2 separate regions of the Homo sapiens genome follow, and region 2 is linked to region 1. The links are chromatin contacts, found by Hi-C or POLR2A ChIA-PET in ENCODE. All regions are on one chromosome and are shown on one strand. The core of a region is the stretch at or near the end of the contact, and the rest is flanking DNA. Distances in the headings are between cores, read along the strand shown. Region 1 holds the start of CD79B (CD79b molecule). Region 2 holds the start of PSMC5 (proteasome 26S subunit, ATPase 5).

The links. A loop is a pair of places that touch in the nucleus more often than their neighbours do. ChIA-PET counts read pairs that join two places held with the same protein, here RNA polymerase II (POLR2A). Pooled maps may share reads with other maps.
Region 2: a pooled map shows a loop between it and region 1 (4-fold over the local background). The contact joins the promoter of PSMC5 here to the promoter of CD79B in region 1. A Hi-C loop is called at or near these places in 2 of 50 pooled maps. POLR2A ChIA-PET finds 5 or more read pairs at or near these places in 3 of 52 experiments (A549, B cell and GM12878).

What each region holds. Positions count from the first base shown.
Region 1 is chr17:63,930,048-63,934,683 of GRCh38, forward strand. It overlaps CD79B (CD79b molecule), which reads right to left and starts at 2,284. Exons shown (of 6, transcript NM_000626.4): 1 at 2,148-2,284; 2 at 1,288-1,338; 3 at 27-338. The coding sequence starts at 2,214. RefSeq lists a silencer at 1,134-1,203 and enhancers at 1,901-2,290, 2,264-2,934, 2,791-2,900, 2,911-2,960, 3,534-4,636 and 2 more.
Region 2 is chr17:63,826,036-63,830,219 of GRCh38, forward strand. It overlaps PSMC5 (proteasome 26S subunit, ATPase 5), which reads left to right and starts at 1,396. Exons shown (of 12, transcript NM_002805.6): 1 at 1,396-1,479; 2 at 2,103-2,174; 3 at 3,459-3,528; 4 at 3,817-3,914; 5 at 4,098-4,154. The coding sequence starts at 1,456. FTSJ3 (FtsJ RNA 2'-O-methyltransferase 3) reads right to left here and starts at 1,628. Exons shown (of 21, transcript NM_017647.4): 1 at 1,017-1,628; 2 at 801-893; 3 at 532-637; 4 at 223-269; 5 at 21-100. The coding sequence starts at 867. RefSeq lists enhancers at 741-1,940, 1,077-1,356, 1,737-1,786.

The sequences.
Region 1 (4,636 bases), core at 1,034-3,533:
GAGCGTCCCAGCCACCTGGCACACACCCATGACTCGCAGCTCTGTGCCGCAGCCCTGGTAGACCTCCGAGGTGTTGTTGCACTTCTGCTGACAGAAGTAGATGCCATTGTCCTCAAACCGGATGCCTTGGATGGTGAGGGTGGCGAGAGATTCGTTCTGGGACTCTTCCATGCGGCCCTTTTCCAGCTTCAGCTGCTGGGGATTCTCGTCCATCTCCTGCTTCCAGAGCCAGCTCACATTGCCGGAGGCGCTGTTCATGTAGCAGTGCATTTTCACCGTGAAGCCCCGTTTCCTGGCTATGAAACGTGGGCTCTGCCAGATCCGCGAACAAGCACTACCTGTGGGTGCCAAGGCCAGGCTCAGCATTCCGCTTGGCATCTTCCTGAGTGCCAGCCCCAGCAGCAGGCCCCTGCCCTGGCTGGCACAGACTCCCTGGGCTTAGTCCTTGCTTCTCAGGGTGTGGGACAGGCAGGAGGCTGAGGTTGGAGTTGGGAAGCAGAGCCACGTGAGAGGCTGAGCCACATGAGAAGCCACGGCCAAGCTCTCAGACTCCACCTCTTCCCGACTGCCCCACCTCCCCTTCGATTTTCCTTTGGAAGAGCCCTGGGACCTTGCCATTCCTTCCTATGCCCATTACAACAGCCTGACCCAGGCCACACCCCCAGGACCTGGAGGCCCACAGGCCTGGCCCCTCCTTTCACTGGGCTGCCCTGCACAGGCTTGAAATCCTCAGTCTCCCCCGTTCCTCCAGGGATAAAGGCCAAATTCCTAGTCTGTCAACTGAGACCTTCCTCAGTCGACCCCCTCCCTGCATGACTTCCCTCTATCATCCCCCTCTTCCCTCCTGCAGGGACTGGGTCCACTTCTTGTTCCAGAACCCTCTTTCCAGCTTCGACTGCCTTGTTCTTAGTGAGCACTGCCCGGGAATCCCTGAGCCCCTCACATAGTGACCCTGCACTGGAGGGCTCACCCGAGACTCAGCCAGATTCCCAGCTAGACAGGCCCGGGCCTGAGTCCTAGAGGAACCCCCAGGCTCCCTTGCTATGACCCAGAGTTTAGCCCAGCCCTTCAGTGGCCAAGGCTGGAGGGCATGTGTCTGATGAGGATGACAGTGGGCTGGGGGTGGGGCTCAGAGGAGATCCTAAGGAGGCCTGGGGATGGGAATCCTGGATGGGGAGATCAGGCAAGGGTGGGAAGGCGGACCGCCCCCAGGACAGGGACCATAGTCGGACACAGGACATAGTCGCACACAACTTGCCCTCAGAAGCGGCAGGCGAGGCTACTGACCTTTGGGATTCCGGTACCGGTCCTCCGATCTGGCTGCTGGTACTGGCTCAGCTGCTGGGTGGGAGGAAGTGGGCGGGGCCAGTCAGGGCCTCCTCTGGCCTGGGCTGCCCCACCCCTGCATGCCCTCTATGTTCCCGGAGCTACTTCCTCCTTCCATGACAGCAGCTTCAAGACCCCTCGGTCCTCCCTGCCCCCAGTACTTGGGAGACAGATATGGGGTGGGGGTACCGGAAGCCCTGCCCCCAGCCCCCTTTCTGCCTTTGACCCTCATGGTGGCTTTGAGCAGGCATCTGAATGAGACAGGAGGGACAGGGAAATCTCAGTATTTTGAGAGGCCAAGACAGGAGGATCGCTTGGGTCCAGGAGTTTGAGACCAGCCTGGGCAACATAGGGACACCCTGTCTCTCTTTTTTTTTTTTTTTTTAAAGAGAGACAGGAAGAAAGTCACAGCCCGGAGGATCTTTCACCTCCCAGAGGAGGGGACCACATTTGGATCTTGCATCTTCCAGGGTCCGGTTGGGACAGCCTCTCCCCTCCCGACCCCCAGGCACCGCCCTCAGCCTCTCTTCCTCCTGAGCCTAGTTCTTCCACGGTCCTGGTTGCTAACTCTGGTTTGCTCCTCATGCCCAGCTCAGCCTGATGCTCTCCAGGCAGGAGAGGAACTGGGGCCACAGGCTCCTGAGCCCATCACCACGTGCAGCTGACACCCACAGACCCAGGCCCCAGGGCCATGAGAGGGAGACAGGCGGTAAAGAGTGAGAGACAGAGGAGGAGGGTGGAGCAAGCAGGAGGCAGAGCCGCAGGGCCCAGACAGCTGGAGATGAGAGCAAACCCCACAGGCCTCGTCGTGGGTTCTGTACCTGAGAGCAGCAGCAGCAACGCCACCATCCAGTGGCTGGGCACAGGAGACAACGCCAGCCTGGCCATGGTCACCGCTCTGTCCCCGACCCCAAACCCGTGACAACGTCCGAGGCTCCTTGGAGGAAAACGTGTAACTGCACCGGCTGCAGCCTGTCCCCTCCCCGCCTCTTCCTCACCAGGCCCCTTCCTGCCATGCAAATTGGGACCCAGGGGAGGCACCAGCTCTCCGGGGACCCTGGGGGAGGGCAGGCTTTTGTCAGCTGGGCCGCTAAGGTTTGGCGGTCGCCCAGCTTGGGCAGCACAGCTGGGGTCCTCTGTGGATGCCTCTGGGGGGCCTCTCAGTCTTCTGGGGGAAGCCTGTGCTCCCCTCTGTCTGTGCTTACCCCACCGGTGGTCATCCCCTGGGCCAGCCAGCCTCCCCTCTGCCGTCTGCCAACTCCCCGAAGGGCCGAGCCCGGCAAGTCTCTATTCCTGGGCCGTGAGCGAAATAGGCACCTGTCCTATGAATGAACCTGAACTTAGCTCCTCTGTCCTGAACTATTCCTCACCCAGCGGGAAGAGGAGCACTGAAGAAGGACAGGGCAGCCACAGACCCAGGTCAGGCATCTGGAGGGGCCCAGAGCAGAGCCTCTTGGCTGGAGTGCAGGCAGCCATGTTGGAAGTTGACCCTGTGGAGGATGGGAGCCACAGAGGTTCTGGAGCAAGAGCAGGTCAAGTGTGGCAGCCACTGGGAGAAGATTCAGTCCAGGTCTTGGTGAGAGGCCTCCCTTCCTCATGCTGTGAAAGAGTATGTAGGGGCTGCCAAACAGGGTGGATGTAGGTGGAGACAGCTTTGCGAAAATCCACCACGCAGCCACTGGGGGCTTCTTCAGGGAGTTCTTAACTGTGGGACTCTGAGTGCGTTGAATTGTTGTCTGCAGGTCCAGGGGGTCTTGGGCAGGGAACAGGAGCTGGTGTGGGGGAGCCCTCAGGTCCTCCAGCTGTATCCTGCCTGTCCTCAGAGTGCTGGATGGAGCCACAGTGCTCAGGAACTGATATAAACTCACCTTTGCGCCCCTGCCCCTGGGTCCAATGCAGCCCCTTCAGAGATGCCCTTGTGCAGGGCACAACATGCACAAGTGTACACAGCATGCTTGCAGACCTCAGCCCTGCAGCTGAGCCCTCTGAATTTTATGTTTCCTGGCAGCTTCTTTTTTGTCTCTCATCCTCGACCCCCAGGAGAGGAAGAGATGCTAAATCGTCGGTGCCCTCTGTCCACCTCTCACTCTCCTCACAACCCTCCGTTTTCCAGTCTGTGCTGGGGCAGGTCTGTCTGGATTTAGGGAGAAGCAGAACCACCTCCCATGCCATGGTTGGAAGGCAGAGGGTCTGGGTGGTCCCTCTTTAGATCTTGGCCTAGGCCTCGGACCTGATAAGGTGGGGGCCACTCTCAAGGGGTGCAGGCCAGGACCTGAGCCACGGAAGTCAGGGGCAGGAGGGTTAAGGTTTCATCCGAGGAACAGCCCGTTCCGGGCAGCCCCAGATGTTCTTTCTTGTTTCCAGATGTTCCAAATGAAAAAACATTTCTCTGAAAAGCTGTCAGATGTTCAGTTCATGGAATAAACAGCTCAGAAATATAAACATCACCTGAGGTCAGCTTGAGGCCCATGGGCCCGCATGCTGGTGAGGGTGGCTGGAGAGAGACTGACCCGGGGGGAGTGGGGCAAAATCTGGGAGTCTCATGGTTTAGGAAATACTCTTCCTGAGCCCCTAACGACAGAGTCCTTCATTAACTTTGGGGCTAGTGTCTCCCCAAAGTTGGGGGGTATAACTGGGAAAGGCTTGGGGCACACGTGTTTGTGGGGGGTGTGTGTGTGTGTGTATGTGCATGCTCACACAGGTGTGTTGCCTGGACCCTGTGGTGTGGGGCCTACTCTGGAGCTGGTCCTAGGGCTCAGCGGACTGTAGGGGGCACGGAGGTTGGTGGGGGGCAGTTGGCACCCATCCTCAGGTGACAGGTGCGCTAAAATCTCAGAAATCACCACTAAAGAACTTATCCAGGTAACCAAAAAAACTACCTGTACCCCAGAAAATATTGAAATAAAAAATTTAAAAAAACAAGTGAGAAGCAGCTCCCACTCCAGGGAGGGAAGACACACACATCCCGTGGACAAGGATGCAGATGTGGCCTTTGGGCTTCATTCCCATTCATGCCGGGCAGGGATCTGTTTTCAGGAGGGGCGGAGGCAGCGGGGGCCCCACCGCCTGCAGGGTTATTTGTCACATTTTGAGCCGTGCTGTTCCCTCACTGGTGACAACAGCCCTGAGCCCCATTTTGGGCTCATGATGCCCTTTTCTTCCCAGAACAGGAGGCCTCACAAGCCTACCCCTGCCTCTGCCCTCGGCTGCCCGGGGCTTCACATTCTGACTTCTGACGACACCTCCCTTTCCAGGAAGGCAACATCAAAATAAGGAATGGGGGCCAGGGTCGGGCGAAGGGACAAGGGGC
Region 2 (4,184 bases), core at 146-2,645, 100 kb before region 1:
AAGAGAGAGACTCCTATTACCTGCCTACAACGTTCTGTTGTGATGTCCTGCTGGAGAGTCACCACATTGGGGAGAGGCTTGATTGGAACCAGGTCCACTCCTGGAAGAAATCAGGTCAGAGTATTCTAAAAGGTTGCTTCAAGCAGGGAGGAGAGAAATACAGGACAAAATACCTTATACACCCACCCCTTAAAACACCAAGGAGAGCTGTCCGTTACTCACCCACAATAAGGCTGGATACAGGCATAAACTTGGCAGCTACCTGCAGCCTATAAAAGGAACAGAAATTTAAAAACCTAGAGCCATCCTTTTCCCCCTCTTGGCAACTGATCTCTCATCCCTGGTGTTACGTGTACTGGCCAAAGCATATCATAGGCACGTATTCCAAGCCCTTTCTCTGCAATCAAGAAAGGAAACGGCCCCCAAGAGGACCGGGATTCGGGTTCCCCTCCCGCAGTGAAACTGGAAGCCATCCCAGCTCAGAACCCAGAAAGCGGCCACCAGGAGCAACCTGTGGCGAGTGTTACGAACCATCCCCCTGGCGCAGCACACAGGTCCAGCAAGGCTCGGGCTTTCTGCAGGAACTGAAAGCGGCGATTGAGCTGGATCAGCTTGAAAGCAGATCGGGAACGGTAACCTGGACAAAACAACCAAGTGCGCAAACTGCTTCACTAGTAGGATTTCTCCGGCCTCGCAACCGACCACCCCTTCTGCAGGAGAGGTACATAATGGTCGCAAAGAGCAGGCGAACCGGGCAGAGATCGCTCGCTCGCTCGCAGACTGAGCGAATCCGGACTCACCCGTCTCCTTCGCCAAGTGATAAAACTTGTCTCGTCGGCTCTTGCCAACTTTGCCCTTCTTGCCCATGGTGGAAAGGGGGAGTATCCCTCAATCTGGGGAGAAAGTAGAAGTTGGGAACGTCTCTTTCCGGAGCACCAGATTCCACTTCCAGTTTCCCACTTCCAGTTTCCCACTTCCCGCAGCAATTCCACCCCGCGCCCCTCTCCGCACACTACCTAGACCCAGAGCCGCTTTCTCCACACTTGGAACCGCACAAGTATGCAGCTAACTACTTCCGCTTCCGCTTGCGTCCCCTGCGTCCCTGGCTCGAGGTTTTCCGCCATTTTGAGTGTGGCCCTAGATTGTTCTCAATACTCTGTCCTTGGGTTTTGTAAGTTGAAAGTTGAGACTAGGAAGGCATATCACAAGAACTATAAACAGAGTTTCAATGAGGCAACACTGAGGAGGAGTTCTACTCCTTCCTCATCCCCTTCCAAAGCCCCTGAACTCGAGTAGCCGCCCCTCCCATCATGGTTCCCTTAGTGTGGTCTCGCCGCACACCCCGCCCATTGACCCGGAATTCTTCTCTGCCTGGTCTTCAGGTCCCAATCCTCCGCTTCCGCGCTTGCGCGCCAAGACGGCTCGGATGCCGGCGGTCTCTGCTGAAGAGAGAAGATGGCGCTTGACGGACCAGAGCAGGTATGGCGGGTGCAGTGGCGGCCCGGCAGGTTACGGGGCTGGGTGCGGAGCGAGCGTGATCTGAGTGGAGAGCGGGCCGGGGCAGGAGCGTCGGGTGGGTCGGAGGTGCCTGGACCAGTCCATGCTGGACGCTGCCTGCGACCGGATCTGCTGTGTCAGCGCCGCCCTCGGTGAGTCAGGGCAAGGCTGGGAGAGGAAGACGCGGTAGAAGCGGAGTGAGTGAGGGAAGCGATGGGCGCGGGAATGGCCGGCCCACGGGTCGCAGGAGACGGGACGCCAGTCCTTTGGCTCCGTTCCGCTGGCTCCTTCGTCAGTACTGACACCTCGGGCTTGTAGAGCACTTCACGCAGTGCAAAGCGCCCCCCGTCTATATCATATCGCCTCTCGGTCCTCCTAAAAGTCGTATGAGGTAGGCGGCGTTCCCATTCTTTTATTTTAGTCCTGGGAAAATGGAGGGTTCCAAGGGAGGGAGGGATTAGAACCCAGATCCTGAGCCTCCGAAGTCCAAACTTTTTCTACTACGCAAAGCTACCTGGTGTCAAGCCTTATTCAAAGTGCCCTGCAAGTGGCTTTACCCCCTCGGATGTTTAACCTGTCGTTTAAGACTCACTCTGTGTCTTCAGATGGAGCTGGAGGAGGGGAAGGCAGGCAGCGGACTCCGCCAATATTATCTGTCCAAGATTGAAGAACTCCAGGTGAGGACGGACTCCAGAGGGAGCTAGGAAGGGTGATGATGGGGGATGGAAACGGACTTCCACAAATCCATCTAATTCCTTTGGGAGTGCAGTGGAAGAAGCTGCTGCTTCTCCTTTCTTGTTTGTTTCTTAGCTAGTAGGGTGTATGTATCAGAAGTAAGCAATCTCTTGTTCTCCTCCAGTCCCATCTCTTTGAGGGTCTTAGTGTTCACAGTTTGTTACACATCTTCGAGTCAAATCTTAATAGTAAAGGTACCTCTAGCCAAAGGTCAACCCTTTTGGAAGAAGCCCGAATGAAAAGGATTCTTATAAAAGGGAAACATAAGCTCAGGAGTTGAAATTTATCACCAAGAGGTTGGGTGAGGGTGAAGTGAGAATGTGAGGAAGGGCATCATTGAGGGATCTGGACAATGCTAATTCCATAGAGACTGAATGAAAGAAATTGGGCAACCCAGAGCCCTAGCCTAAAGCGCTAAACCATAGAAAAAGGACCGTTTATGTTGTTAATCAAATGTTTGTGTTACCAGTAAGGCTTCCAGCAGTAAGGTATGGCTTCCAGTAGTAAGCCTTACAGACAACATAAACAGTAGTCTGTTAGTGTTACGTTATACTGTTACGGTAGGCTGTTAGTAGTTTAACTTTGGACAGGTCCATGGATTTTCAATTTCACCCTAACCCCCTGCGTTGTTCAAGTGTCAACTGTAATATAAATTGGATGGGGGAAAGCCACAAAAGACAATTCTGAATTCCAAGTGCATTTGCAGGTATTATGTTTAGTTTACCATTTTTGAATGCTTTTTCATGTGTTTTTATTCGTTCACCTTAGTAGTCTTGAAGCAGGGTAGCTGATGCTATACCCATGTGCCGTTTGGTAACAGATCTAGATTTTTAAAAATAGATTGTCTTACCTTTACTTTGCTTTTGATTGACAGCGGCTGGGCTAGAACTCAGGTTTCTCACCTAACAATCTTTCCACCAGGTGTTGTTGCCTTCCTGCAAGAAATTTGGTGTTACATGAGCCAGCTGTAACTTTTCTCCATTAGATTCTGTTACTCCTGGACCAGTATTGGACAAGCAGCCTTCTTTGATGGCTGCTGTAAGGTCCAGAGGGACTCTTGAAGGACAGGGCAGGGTCATTAGGATCATACTGGAGAATCTGAAACAACATGCAGGTGCCCTGTGCCCTTCCCTCAGCTCATTCAGACCTGTGAGGTCTTGGCCAAGATCCTACCTCCTCCTGTCTCCTGCCCTTGAATAATGGAATTTGTCTCTTGTCTGCCACAGCTGATTGTGAATGATAAGAGCCAAAACCTCCGGAGGCTGCAGGCACAGAGGAACGAACTAAATGCTAAAGGTGAGTGGAGAAAGATGGGAAGCCGCATGTGGGCAGTTTGTCTGAGGTCTGTCCTTATCTCCCTGCACTGTGTCTTCACAGCAGTGCTTACTGTTTTCTCCCTGTCATCATCTAGTAGTTTCACATGCATCTCTTTTTCCTGAGCCCTATTGTAGCCTCCTTAAATACATGAATTTTGACCTTTGGCCTTCCTTTAATAAGAGTGATGCTTAGCTCATGCACGTAGAATTGGGTCCTGGAGACTCCAAAGGAGTAGCTAGGTGACCACTGTGTCTGTTTGCCATCTAGTTCGCCTATTGCGGGAGGAGCTACAGCTGCTGCAGGAGCAGGGCTCCTATGTGGGGGAAGTAGTCCGGGCCATGGATAAGAAGAAAGTGTTGGTCAAGGTAAAAGCAGCATGACCCCAGGGACCAGCTCGGTCTCCACTGCATTCCCACCCCTTTGTGTGTAGCCTCGGGAGACAGGGTTCTGTGTTCTGTCAAGGTATTGTGGGATTCTCATAGGTCTTCCTGGGTAGGATTAGTGATTTGGTGGCTGTCAAGGAAGGTCATGAGCCCTTGTTTCTTTAGGTACATCCTGAAGGTAAATTTGTTGTAGACGTGGACAAAAACATTGACATCAATGATGTGAGTGTAGCAGGTGAGGTGGTGGTGGTG